3 separate regions of the Homo sapiens genome follow, and regions 1 and 2 are each linked to region 3. A link is a contact called in ENCODE Hi-C or POLR2A ChIA-PET data. All regions are on one chromosome and are shown on one strand. Each heading gives the region's core, a stretch centred on a gene start or an enhancer-like site at or near the end of the contact. The rest is flanking DNA. Distances are from core to core; before and after follow the strand shown. Region 1 overlaps BCAS3 (BCAS3 microtubule associated cell migration factor). Region 2 holds the start of LINC02875 (long intergenic non-protein coding RNA 2875). Region 3 overlaps BCAS3 (BCAS3 microtubule associated cell migration factor).

The links. A loop is a pair of places that touch in the nucleus more often than their neighbours do. ChIA-PET counts read pairs that join two places held with the same protein, here RNA polymerase II (POLR2A). Pooled maps may share reads with other maps.
Region 1: a pooled map shows a loop between it and region 3 (2.2-fold over the local background). The contact joins two enhancer-like sites. A Hi-C loop is called at or near these places in 2 of 168 maps with a recorded cell type or tissue (astrocyte of the cerebellum and lower leg skin) and 1 of 50 pooled maps. POLR2A ChIA-PET finds 5 or more read pairs at or near these places in 5 of 52 experiments (H1, HepG2, PC-9 and 2 more).
Region 2: a pooled map shows a loop between it and region 3 (2.3-fold over the local background). The contact joins the promoter of LINC02875 here to the enhancer-like site in region 3. A Hi-C loop is called at or near these places in 1 of 50 pooled maps. POLR2A ChIA-PET finds 5 or more read pairs at or near these places in 2 of 52 experiments (HepG2 and PC-3).

The regions. Positions count from the first base shown.
Region 1 is chr17:61,312,541-61,316,910 of GRCh38, forward strand. All of the region lies in intron 22 of BCAS3 (BCAS3 microtubule associated cell migration factor), which reads left to right. Among named protein-coding and RNA genes, the nearest start is that of TBX2-AS1, 85 kb to the right of the region's middle. RefSeq lists an enhancer at 2,436-2,937. Within about 2 kb of position 1,916, at least 20 of the 41 ENCODE cell types and tissues checked have a DNase peak (open chromatin) inside an H3K27ac peak, as active enhancers do.
Region 2 is chr17:61,410,444-61,414,859 of GRCh38, forward strand. It overlaps LINC02875 (long intergenic non-protein coding RNA 2875), which reads left to right and starts at 1,308. Exons shown (of 1, transcript NR_160788.1): 1 at 1,308-2,837. RefSeq lists an enhancer at 23-605 and silencers at 485-654, 2,175-2,234, 2,255-2,314.
Region 3 is chr17:61,355,082-61,359,492 of GRCh38, forward strand. All of the region lies in intron 22 of BCAS3 (BCAS3 microtubule associated cell migration factor), which reads left to right. Among named protein-coding and RNA genes, the nearest start is that of TBX2-AS1, 42 kb to the right of the region's middle. RefSeq lists an enhancer at 1,627-1,921. Within about 2 kb of position 1,695, at least 4 of the 41 ENCODE cell types and tissues checked have a DNase peak (open chromatin) inside an H3K27ac peak, as active enhancers do; they include PC-3, where a contact is called at or near this core.

The DNA of each region.
Region 1 (4,370 bases), core at 666-3,165, 42 kb before region 3:
CCAACTTTTTTTTCTTGAACAAACATATGTATTGTGGCCAATGCAAGGAAAATCCCACTCACCATTTTGATCTGAGTTGCTTCTGTCCTGGAACAATAGTCTAGTGTACCAGGGGCCCTCGGGATGCTGGTTTCCATGCCCTGGTCTAGTTTTATGAATCTCCTTGGAAGACCCTAAAGGCCAGGAAGCCATCGGTATTTCTGCAGGGCCTCCTACCACCATCGGGGACATCAGTGGCTCTGTATCTGATTGTCAGAGCGTGAGCTTCAGCAGTAGCCTCGGGGTCAGGACTGGTTACAACCAAAGAGCTTTCTAAGTGCCTGCCCTTTCTCCCACAAGATGGCCTCTTCACAACTTAAGTGGGCATAACCGAAGACTTGCATTCCCCTTTGAGCATCCACCTCACTCAGTTAGAAGAAATGTGTCTCCAAGCACTGCCAGCCTGTGAATAAGCACTTCCCAAGTGCCAGGTACAAAGTTAGACACTTCCCATCTTTCACCTCGTTGATCGCCTCAAAATCCCGTGAGGTTTTTAATCACTGACTCAGTAGCATTGATTGAGAAATCTACTCCGTGTTAGGCTTAGACTACATAGTGATGACCAAAACAGTCTTTGGATTCATGGCAATTACTGCCAGGTAGAGAAAGCGAATGCTGTTATTTTGCTCTAAGAGGAAACTAAGGTTCAAAGAACCAATACTTTCTCAATGCCATATAACTGGTAAAGGGTGTGGCCACGATTACACCACCATGATTCTACTCCAAAGACTGTCTTCCCTCCACCATGCCCTACTACCTTCCTATAGGAAGCTTAATCTGCGGTTCTACTTAAAATATGAGGAAACATCTGGAATATTAGTTTTCAACCACATTTCAGACACAGAAAGTGGAGCCTAAGGAATAGCCCAGTTGGCTCCTCTCTGAGAGCGGGTAAGAGTAGAAAAGAATTGCTGATCTCAAGCATTTTGTTACCAGAATAACCCCACAGGAGAGGCCTGGCTGAACGGGGATTTGTGTGGGCCAGACAATGTAGGGGATTTATTTCCAAGGCTGGAGGACAGAGCTTGGACTCGGGTCCAGCTCGGCGTCCTCCCTCGGGTCCTGCTCGCTGAAGAGGTACAGCATCTGGAGGAGGACTTTCCGGCCAGGGTACAGCTCCTCTAGGCTGAGGCAGTTAACGATTAAACAAGAAGCAGCCTTTGGCTACAAAGCTAATGGTTTGGGTTCCAGGGCACAGGATAAAAATATACAACTGGAAAGGCAAGCTCCCAATTAAGTGGAAGAGCTCAAGCAAGAGATGTTTCAATGCCGCGGAGCCAGTGACCACACGTGGGCCTGCTGTCTCCTCCACCAGCCCCACTCGCCCGGCCCCATACTTAGTGCTGGCTCCAGAGTCTCGTGGGGGAAGCCGGCTGGCAGCACACAGGCCATTCCTCTTTTCCATTCAAAGAAAATCTTACTTGCCTTCTGCCCAACAATTTATCTTGCTTGGCATCTTAGGATAGTAGAATGTCAGAACTGGAAGGGCCTTAGGGATCATCTAGCCTAGTCCAGCTCCCTGGTTTGATGCTTTAGAAACCGAGGCACACACTGGGGAAGTGACTTGAGCAGAGTCACCTTGTCAGTTCGTGGCAGGGAGGAGATTCACGTTTTGATCTTGTAATGTCCGCATTCTCTTCTCCCTTTGTACTAAGCTGGCACCATTAGCAGCCTGCCATTTGCACCTCTTCCCTTTGCTCCCACAAACCTAAAAGCCCTCGGTCCTTCTCCTCTTTTACAGGAAAAGATACTGAGGCAGGGAGTGTAAACAGTGCCCACAGAGCTGACAAGTACAGATGCCAGAAAGGGAACCGCAGAATCCCGCCCAGCAGGCCTGGGCCTTCACCATCTGACCGCATTCCCTCTCTAAGAACATGTTGTGGGAGAACTGAATTTGGCCTCCTTTGAGCTCTAAGCCTGCAACAGCCCTCCTAATGACTCTACAGTTCCTGGCTTCCTCTTGCCACTGACTTTCCCCTCCACCGCTGCCTGGGACAACCTTACAGCTACAGTGACTTTGAGTCTTGCCAAGACAAGCCCAATAGTTACTTTCAGACTCAAGTGCTTGCCAAGCCTGAAATAGTAATTGCCTGAAGGGTTCCAAAAAGCTGGGCTTTATCTGCAGCAGAGACTTTAGTAAATCAAAACACAGGTCTTATCTCCCTATTCTCTCCCCTCTGTTGTGTGGTCTCCTAAATGAAAAATGTTACCTAATTGCCTAAAACAGCTGGCTTGATGTTTAATTACTTCAGCTTGCTAACCTGATATTCTGGACCAATAAACTATACACAGGGAGTGGATAATGCTCTTTACAGATCGGACTTGTCCAGGTTTCCTTTGTGAGAAATGTTGATTTCAGCCACCAGAGGGAATTCCAAATTTGAATGCTCTTAGCAGTCACCGCGCTTGTCTGATGTTGGAACTCCTCTTCACCCATCCGAGGAACAGTGTGCCTGGAAAATGCCTTGAATCCTCTCCCCAGCATTCCAGGGGCAGTCTCCTCCACACGCCACACTGCTCAGCCTACACTCCCTTTTCTTTTTCTTTTTTTCGCGAGACAGATTCTCGCTCTGTCACCTAGGCTGGAGTGCAGTGGCGTGATCTCGGCTCACTGCAGCCTCCGCCTCCAGGTTAAAGCAATTCTCGTGTCTCAGCCTCCCAAGTAGCTGGGATTATAGGCGCCCACCACCACACCCGGCTAATTTTTGTATTTTTAGTAGAGACAGGGTTTCACCATGTTGGCCTGGATGGATGGTCTCAAACTCCTGACCTCAGGTGATCCGGCCGCCTCAGCCTCCCAAAGTGCTGGGATTACAGGTGTGAGCCACCGCGCCCAGCCAACGCACTCCTGTTCTGAGACACGGGAGGGCATGCAGAGCAGTCTCGGAGCGGACGCTAGCTGGCAGCGGTGCCATTGCTTTCGCCTCAGGCTTCCTAGAGCAAAGAAGCCCATGGAAGAGGTTGCACAGCGTCGCTGGTTAATGGCAAAGCCCAGGTATGGGCCAGTGAACCCCAATGATGCTGGGGTGCCTCTTCCTGTCCCCAAGGACTCTACAGCCTCAGCCTCACCCATCGATGCTTCCCCATGTGGGTCCTGGAATGTGACCAGGCTGACTGACCCCCCGTTTCATGCCCCACGCCTTTGCTGGTACTGGTCCCTGAGATGTCCCCTGACATGCCCCTCACCCAGCACCTCTGCCCTCCCATCTGCCTCCACATGCCGCTGCGTCCCCTCCACGGCTCCCCTGCAGTAGCACACCTCTGCACAGCTTTCCTCTTTACTCCTAGCCAGGCTCAGAGGGACCCACAGCTGACATCTTAAAGTCACCTCTATTGTCCACCTACCTACTTCTCTATCTCACTGAACCTCTTTAGGACCAGGATTTTCCCTTTTCATGTGTGTTTTCCAGTGTCTAGGATAGTGACCATCTATAGCAGGTGCTGGCCAGGCGTGGTGGCTCACACCTTTGATCCCAGCATTTTGGGAAGTCGAGGCAGGTGGATCACCTGAGGTCAGGAGTTCGAAACCAGCCTGGCCAACATGGCGAAACCCCCATCTCTACTAAAAATTACAAAATTAGCCAGGCATGGTGGTGCATGCCTGTGATCCCAGCTACTCAGGAGGCTGTGGCAGGAGAATCACCTGAGTCCAGGAGGTGGAGGCTGCAGTGAGCCGGGATCACGCCACTGCACTCCAGCCTGGGTGATAGAGTGAGACTCCATCTCAATAATAATAATATTAATAGTAATATAGCAGGTACTTAGTAAATGTGTGCTGAATGTGGGAGACGTCTTTTTTAAGGAAAGCCTAAGATGTCATTCTTAGAGCAGCAGAAGAGATGATGTTCATGCCCCATGCCTTTGTTGGTACTGGTCCCTGAGATGTCCCCGGACATGCCCCTCACCCAGCACCTCTGCCCTCCTATTTGCCTCCACATGCCGCCGCGTCCCTTCCACAGCTCCCCTGCAGTAGCACCCCTCTGCACAGCTTTCCTCTTCGCTGCTAGGCAGACTCAGAGGGGCCTGCAGCTGGTATCTGATAAAATAAAGGAAAGGTTAGAGGGAGGGAGAGAGGGAAGGAGAAGGAGGATAAAATAAAAGGAAAAGAAGAGGTATGAATTCTTTGGAAAAGAAATCCATGCCCTCGGAATGATGTGGCTCCTTCCTTTTTTAGTCAAACATCTGCTCAACTGTATGTGCTGTGCTAGATTCCTCGGGGTCATGTACAATAATTCCTGCCATGTAGGTTTATTAAATTAACAGTTGCAATTTATGTTTAGCGGTTTCCCCACTAAGGAATTCCTCGTGTATTTGATCGATTTGTGCAAGAG
Region 2 (4,416 bases), core at 58-2,557, 55 kb after region 3:
TGCACAGGGTGGGGCTTGGGGAGGGTGCTGGCTTCCAAAACACCAGGGACGTTGAGATGGAGGAACGGTGATGGTGAAGGTGGAATGGACAGTTGGGCCCCCAGACTCCCAGGACGCCTTTGTGGGCCGATACATTTGCAAGGAGCGAGAGAGAGAGAACCAGGCCCGCCTCTTCAGGATGGTGCTGCCCCCAGGCCACGCCGAATGCGGCTGGAGCAGGGAGGGGACTCAGCCAGTGCACGAGTGGGAGGTTGCAGTAGAACGTATCCCAACCCCAGAGGGTGGGTTCTGGCTTCCCTGCCTCAGACCTGCGGGCAGGTCCGGGAACCCGACAGGGACAGAGAAGCCCGTTTTCCAGCCTAAATAGAAGCTCGTGGGCAGCGCGTTTGCTGGAGGTCGCTTTGGGCTGAAACGCCTCTCATACTCCTAGAGGAGCGGCGCGTTTGCGTCCCGCGGCTTCTCACTTTCAGCAGGACATTAGGAGGGAGACGAGAGTCGGCTGCGCGCCCGCGGCGGCCTACGTACAGGGCTGCGGACACCAGGGGGCAGCACCGACTTAGGGTCGCGGGAGGGGTGCGGGTGCGGGCATGGGCGCGGGGGAGGCGGGTGCCTGCGAAGGCCGGGCGGGGCGGCCTAGTCGCGGCCGTTTTTAGGCCGCGTCGTTGCTGCAGCAACCCGGGTGGGGTGGGGTGGGACTCCAGGGCCTCGAGATCCCCCACACCACTTTCGCCGCCACCTCCCGCCGCACATGTCCCCTCCGAGTCGCCCACCCGGCGCTCCGCGGGGCCCCAGCTGGTAGCCTGAGTGCGACTGCGGGAACCCGCGGCCGGCGGCTGGGCCTTGTCCCAGACAAAGGCTAGGCCACTCCCATGTCCAATTAAGCCACCCTCCTCCCCGGCCTCCCAGCCCTCATTGTCCCCGGGGTCGCCAATTAGCCTAGGCGCCCGGCGTACCCGCCGCTCCGGTGCCGCAAGGCCTCCTTAACCCTTCAGGGCCTGGCCCGGGGTCCTTGGACGGCAGAGCCGCCGGCACACGCGTGGCAGGAGGGCCAGTGCTGGGACGATGGCGATACCTGCTGGCGGCCTAGCCTGTCGCCTCGGGCTCTCGCGTGTGGGGCGTGTGAGGTCTAAGAGGGAATTGTGCGTGTCGGTGTGGGGTGGCGCGTGCGATTCCCGGAGGAACTCGGAGATGGAGGGTGTGAGTGCAGGGGCTCCGAGAGACCCCTAGCGGCTAAGCCGCCCGGATCCCAAGGCCCAGGGGACCTCATTTCCTCTCGGGTTAATCGGAATCTTCCGAGCCCTCAAGCCCTTCCTCCTCCACTCCCCCGCCGCTGCTGTGGAGAACCGGAGCCACCGGTATGGCCTGGCCCTGCCCTCCCGAAGGCCGCAGCTCCCGGGCCCGCCTCCCCAGCTGACCGCGAACTCCTGCGTGGGGTGCTCCTGGGGCGGGAGGGGCGCGCTCAGCCTCGCTCTCCCCGGGACTCTCACGCTCAAGCGCCCCGGCTTGAGGCCGGGACCCCCTATTTCCCGGTTATGGGACGGCCCCTTGAGGGACAGCCTCTACGAGCCCTGGATTTATACCCCGAGCCTGCCTTCCTCCGCTCTGGGAAGGACCCAAAATCCAGTCCCGCTTCCTCCCCCTCCTTCGCTGTCCTTGGCCCCGAGGTGCGGAGCACCGGCGGTCAGGCGGGATCCCGCAGGAGGCCGAGCGCTCCCTGCTCGCAGGACAGGGCGGCAGCGGAGGGAGCCCCCGCCCTCTTGGGAGGAAGCCCGAGCTCCGGGTCTCCTGGGCACCCTCCCGGGAGCGCCTTCGGGGTGGAGGCTGGTTGCCGGGCGCTGAACGTGTCCGAGCACGCCCGGGGCGGTTTTGCACTTGGACTTCCTTTTGGGCTCTCCGGAGGCGCATATCTGTTCCTCCTATTGGATGGGGCCGGGGACCCCAAACCCACTCCGGAAGCACCGATTTCCAGCGCTGACGGCCGCGCCTGGTTTCCCAGCGAGTCCTCTTGGCAGCTCCCGCAGCTCCCCGCCGGGAGCACGAGTGGGAGCGAACCCAGAGCCCGCCCAGGCCTCGGGCCTCGGCAACTCCTCACAGGTCCACGAGATGGCGCTGCAGGCCAGGGCCCGGGCCGCGGCCTCACAGCCCGCCTCGGGCGAGAGCGGGAGATAGACTGCGGACCCCGGCAAGCGGGGCACGGAGGCACAGCCACCGACACAGGCAGAGCCGGGTCCGGAGCCCGGCACAGGCCGCCGAGGGACCGAGGGACTCCGGGGCTGCGGACACACTGAGCGGAGGGCTTGAGGCTCGGGGTGGGGCCTTCTCCCCTGCTGCCAGAACCGCCCGGCAGCGCCAGCTCGGCGACCTTCCAGGCTGCTGCAGACCCCAGCTTGTCCTCTTCTGCGCGCCCGCGGGGCTGGGCCCTCGCGTTCTCTCTGCGGGAAGTGAGCCGCCGGCCTCCGGCCTCCTGGGCCCCTCCGAAGGGGGCTGTGGCTGGCATCCGCAGCGCGCGGGGCGCACGGCCCTAGGAGCGCGGGGCCCACTCGACGGTGAGGACTTACGGGCGGGATAGGGGAAGGATCGGCGGGGATCCAGCGCTCCTCCAGCGGAGAGGGCCCCCTCGGCTCCGACCCGCCCTCCTCACCACCCTCATCCGGCTCTTCAGGGCGGGGTCTTCAGGGTCGAGGGCAGGATGTGCCCTGTGGAGCTGCTCACCTAAGTTCCTGCCTCCATAGGGGAGGCTTTGGGCTGCGTTATTCCAGCGGGAGGTGGTGGGGACTGGGGAGGGCCCAGGGGTCAGCCTGAGAATCTCGCCCTTGGATTAAAAGCCACCAATGCTCTGGGTCAAGTCTCAATGGGAGGCTGGGGATGTAAGACCCGTTGGCTGGGGAATGCCAGAGTTGGAGGGGGTGGGGCTTAGAAGCCTGTTTCCAGCTGACCTTTTATGTCCCCAGATGAGCTCTGGCACCCTCAGAGATTAACCCTACACACGTTTCCTAAGGGCACACGGCTAGAAAGCAGCCCAGTTAACACCAGTCGAGGGTCATTTCCACTGCAATACAGTCACCGGCTGGGTGATGGGACCCAGGCCAGATGTCGTCCCTGCACTAGGCTCTCAGCTCTTTTCTCTTTCAAAGTACAGTGTAGCAGAGAATAGGACCAAATCTTTGGTGATTTAATAATTATCTACATGCTCATCTATGGCTGAAGCAGCTGCTTGGTAGGAAAACTGGACAGGAGATAGATAGGTACAAGGTCGAACTCTGCCTCTAGAGCTGTGAGTGCTCTTTGAAAATGTGACTTTATTCTCTGGGCTGCAGAAGCCTCATCTGCAAAATAAGTAGTTTGGACTAAAATCCAGTTGATCTGCGAATGGCCAGTTGACCTGGGTCCAGTTTCCCCCCCGTCCCGCCCCCAGCCTCAACTGCTTCAGAGAAGAGCCATGTTCCCATTTAATGCTTGAGGAACCTGAGCCAGAGGGATAGGTGGAGTCACAGACCTTGAGGACCTTGGCCAAGATTCTTGGGGTGGGGGACTGGGTTGGTGGCCTGGATGAATTCCCAATTAGGAAATTACATTCTAAGTCCCGGCTGCCTCCATTCCCTGTGGGGTGCGATTGTCAGTCACAGCTTGGCCTTCTACCTCGAGCAAGCTGCTTTTGGAGAGATGCAGACTAGTGGGTTGCGGGCGGGGGGGCGGGGGTGACTTTGGTGCCCAGCACTACAATTTGTTGACTGTGTGTGACTTCTCTCCAAAGAGAGACCCCAAAGAGAGAAAGCGATACCAATGAAGGCCATTCAGGCACCCATGTTTAAGGGGGTCCCCCAGGCTAATTTCTTACTTGCGAGGAAGCCTTCATGGCAGTCAATGCGCTTTCACATGTGGCCTCTCCCCGACCCTCACTGGCCGGGTGGAGACTATGAGTCCTCGTTTCACAGACATGACATTGGGGTTCAGAGAAATGAAGTGAGGTGCCCAAGGCCATCCAGTAAATAAAGGACGGAGCTCTTTCACAATCCCTTGGGCCTGGCCCTTGGAAACTTTCGCTGATGAAGTGATGATGGGTGAGAGTCAGGCTTGCAGCAGGAAAAGGGCAAACGGGGCAGGGGAGGGAGTGCCCGGATGTCCTGGCCAGGAGGTGTGTCCGTGGGAGAAGCAGCCTGGCTCAGAGCCCAAGTCCAGCAGGCCCGGGGGAGGGTGGCCTCATGGCTCCAGTCAGCCCAGCTGGGCCTGCAAGGACCCCTGGTCGGGCAGGGGCTTCTCAGTGTAAAACCCTAACAGGGGCGTTGAGAGGATTACCCGAGAGGGGGCTGCATCCTGTGCTTAGCTCAGGGCATGGCTCATGTTTGCTCTCAATATTATTTATTTCTCTCCCAAAGAGAACAAGCAGGATGTCCTCTGGCTCCATGGTGCCTGCTC
Region 3 (4,411 bases), core at 445-2,944:
AGACACCTCCGCCAGCTGGGGAGGCAGAGAGTTCGCACTCTGAGGAAACGCAGATCCTCAGAGGAGAGTAAAAGGTCAGAAATAATCCAAGAGGACAAGCCACTCGTGTCTGTGTGTATATTGGGTTTCACATCTGAAATCCAGTCATGATAAATCTGGTTTTTGAAACATCTTCTTTGACTAATAAAAACAGAAGACTTCTTGGCCCCAGGTTTCAGACTTCAAAGTTCTCAGTTGAGAGCCTCGTGTTTGACTTATTTGTGGAGCACAGAAATCACAGGATTTAGCTGGGTTGCTCCCTCCACCCCCTACCACCCAACTGCAAGAACACTTAAAAATTCTGGAATGGAAAGACTGAGCTGAAAACCCCCTCGCTGGCACTCCAGCCATATTTTCAAAAAAAAAAATTCAGCATGGTAGTTTTAGTGGAGAAATGACAGGCTTTGGAGCCAAATGAACCTAGGATCCTAATCCTGACTGTACCCTTGACCTTGTCATCTTAAGCAACAATCTTACTTCTCTCTGCCACAGTTCCTTGAACTGTACAAATTGGAACAATAACATCCACCTCATAAGTTATTGGGATGATTTCAGTGCAATAGTGTGTATAAAGTAGCTATGCCTGATGCAAAGTGGACACCCGACAAATGTTAGTTATCTTACCTTTCCTGATACCTGACCACAGACTAATTATTTGGAATGAGGACTGTCCTAGAAAACCCAGTTTGTATGCTTGCTGTCTTGAGAGATTCAGTTCCTTGTTTTTCCATTGAAGGAATTGCTAGGTTTCCGAGGATAGTTTGTCTTGCAGTGTATTCTGAGCCCTGCCATAGGAATCCTATCACAGCTCTATGTGTATGTTTTCTATCCACCTGAAGAAGCAGGCCAGAGCAGCCTACAGGAAACATTTTCTTTTTCTTTTCTCTTTTTTGAGACTGAGTCTTACTCTGTGGCCCAGGCTGGAGTACAATGGCGCAATCTCGGCCCACTGCAACCTCCGCCTCCCGGGTTCAAGTGATTCTCCTGCCTCAGCCTCCCGAGTAGCTGGGATTACAGGCGCCTGCCATCATGCCCGGCTGATTTTTGTATTTTTGTAGAGACGGGGTTTCACCGTGTTGGCCAGGCTGGTCTCGAACTCCTGACCTCAGGTGATCCACACGCCTCGGCCTCCCAAAGTGCTGGGATTACAGGCGTGAGCCACCGCACCTGGCCAGGAAACATTGTCATTGCAGCCCAGCTACAAAATGATTCTTCTCTTCCTCCTTGGAGGGGGAGAAATCATGAGTGTGCCAAGTTTAAAACAGAAGAGTAAAGGGTCTCTGGCGTCCAGTCTGGGAATGCCAGCTTCAGCCTGACTTGGAAAGCTCTCTTGTTCCCTGAAGCACCTCCATGTTTGTTCTGAATGTGGAGCCAGTCGAGATTCTCCTTACTGGGACCTACACTGATGACTGATCTCTTGGGCTCACAGCCCTGCTCAATGACCTCATGATGTGTGAGGGCCTCAGCCATTTCTTGACAGTCATGAAAAGGTGTCTCCTAGGAAGCCGGGCCTGTTTATCCAGAGGTTAGTTGTAGGCAGGGGAGACAAAGAGGACAGGTAAAGGGACTTGATTTTAAAATCAACTCCTTCCAGAGTTGTTCTTCTAGCCCTTTCTGATCTGATGTATGAAATTTGTACAGAGGTGGAATCGTTTCTGCCATTTTTCACACACAAGTTGGTGCACATTCCTAATATGAATTAAAAATAAATATGCCATGTGTACACAGGGATGAGTCAACATTGCATGCAGCCAGCCATGGCCACTGGGAGAAGAGTCAGACATGGGCCATGGAGCTGCAGGCTCACCTGCCCCCGGCTGAGTCAGGACCGAGCACAGGACTTGACAGAGGAGGCATCGCAGCAAGGTCAGGTGCCTCCCGTGCTTCTTATGGGCCCACCTGGTCCCAGCATGAGTGCTTCTCCCAGGAGGCATTTTTTTGTCTCTCGACTTTTTCTTTCTTTCTTTTTTTTTTTTCTTAAAAAACTGATTACAGAAACTGTAGGCCAAGTGCAGTGGCTCATGCCTGTAATCCCAGCACTTCAGGAGGCCAAGGCAGGAGCATCACTGGAAGCCAACAGTTTGAGATCCAGCCTGGGCAACGAACAAGACTCCATATCTACAAAAAATAAATAAATAAATAAATAAATTAATTAATTAAATAAATAAATAAATAAAATAACAGGTGCCTATGGTTTCAGCTACTTGGGAGAGGAGGGAGGATTGCTTCAGCCCAAGAGTTCAAGGCTGCAGTAAGCTATGATTGCACCACTGCACTCCAGCCTGGGCGACAGAGTGAGATCCTCTCTCTAAAAAAAAAAAATTTTTATTTTTTTTTTTTTTGAAACAGAGTCTTGCTTTGTCGCCCAGGCTGGAGTGCAGTGGCGCGATCTCGGCTCACTGCAGCCTCTGCCTCCTGGGTTCAAGCAGTTCTCTGCCTCAGCCTCCTGAGTAGCTGGGGTTATAGGCGCCTGCCACCACACCCGGCTAATGTTTGTATTTTGAGTAGAGACGGGGCTTCACCATCTTAGCCAGGCTGGTCTTGAACTCCTGACCTCATTATCTACCCACCTCAGCCTCCCAAAGTACTGGGATTACAGGCATGAGCCACCATGCCCGGCCAAAAATTTTTTTAAAATAATAAATAATAATAAAAAATATAAAATACAAAAAAATAATTAGGAAACAGCTGGGCACAGTGGCTCAAGCCTGTAATCCCAGAACTTTGGGAGGCCGAGACGGGTGGATCACTTGAGGTCAAGAGTTCCAGACCCGCCTGGCCAACATGTTGAAACCTCATTCTACTAAAAATACAAAAATTAGCTGGGCATGGTGGCACATGCCTGTAATCCCAGCTCCTTGGGATGCTAAGGCACAAGAATCACTTGAGCCCGGGGGGCAGAGGTTACAGTGAGCTGAAAGCATGCCACTGCCCTACAGCCTGGGCAACAGAGTGAGACTCCATCTCAAAAAAAAAAAAAAATTGTGGGAAACATATAGAAAAATATAAAGTAACAGAAGAGTCCCCTATAGCCTGACTACCCAGAGACAGCGTGGTTAACATTTTGTCGTGAATCATTTAGAATGTTTTTCCATGTTTCTTTTGCATTGTTCAATAATAATAACTGTATACTTTTGTCTTTTTAAATTTAACATTGTATCTTAAAGAATTCTAATTATAAACATCATGTTTATGACTACCTAACATTCTACTGCAAGAATGAAGTATAACTTTCTTAACAAATACCATATTGTAGGGCTGTGTTAAAATGGCAATGAGCGTATTTATGCATGACGGTTGTTGCTTCCTAGGTTATTTATTTTGGCTAGATTTCTGGAAGTGGCATCCCTGCCTAGGTCAGTAGTTGGGCACGTTTTTAATTTTTTTTTTTTTTTTTTTGAGACAGTGTCTCCCTCCATCACCCAGGCTGGAGTGCAGTGCCACGATCTTGGCAGACTGCAACTTCCACCTCCTGGGTTCAAGTGATTCTCCTGCCTCAGCCTCCTGAGTAGCTGGGATTACAGGCATGCACCACCATGCCTGGCTAATTTTTGTATTTTTAGTAGAGTTTTCCCATGTTGGCCAGGCTGGTTTTGAACTTCCGGCCTCAGGTGATCCGCCTGCCTCAGCCTCCCAAAGTGCTGGGATTACAGGTGTGAGCCACCGCGTCTGGCCTTGATTCTTAATGCATATTGCCAAATTGCCCGTCAGATAGCTTATACTAGTAATATTCCTGCCCGAAACAGTCAATCTCATTCCGTTCTTACGCGTGTTGAGTATAACTCTGCTTGTTTATCGAAGAATTTAGGGAGCTAAAAAGTTCTATCCCCACCCTCAGATGTGGGGAGATCAGAGCTAAGAGGTTGCTTCTCCTACTCTCCTGTGCCCCCTGCAGGCATCCTCAGAGAAAGTGGGGTGCACATACTCACCATACGCTTTCACTCCCCACCAAAGGCCCTTGCTATGTAATTGACGCATAACCAGTCAGCCTTACCGGTGGCATTGCCCAGGCTCCAGTATTTCTCCTCTGGCTGCTTGCCTCTGGCCCAGTGTTCCCTCAGTCACTCTCTTAGCCTTTCATAGAATCCCACTGCCCCAAAGAAGAGCTGCTTACAGAGCCCTGGGGTAATCCTCTAATTTTGAATGGGCCTGTGTAGCTTACAAAGCACTTGTCAAAAGACAAAATTATAACAAACTTCATTATAGATCTAATTGGCTTTTATTTGTGATTCATGAATCTGGGCAGCCTCCATTCTACAAAATAGAATGAGAGCTCCCACTGGGCAGTGGTAGAACAGCGGGTTTTTTAAGGTGAGATCAAGGAAACAATAGAAAAAAAAAAAAGCTCATTGGTTAACATCAGGTTACTTCA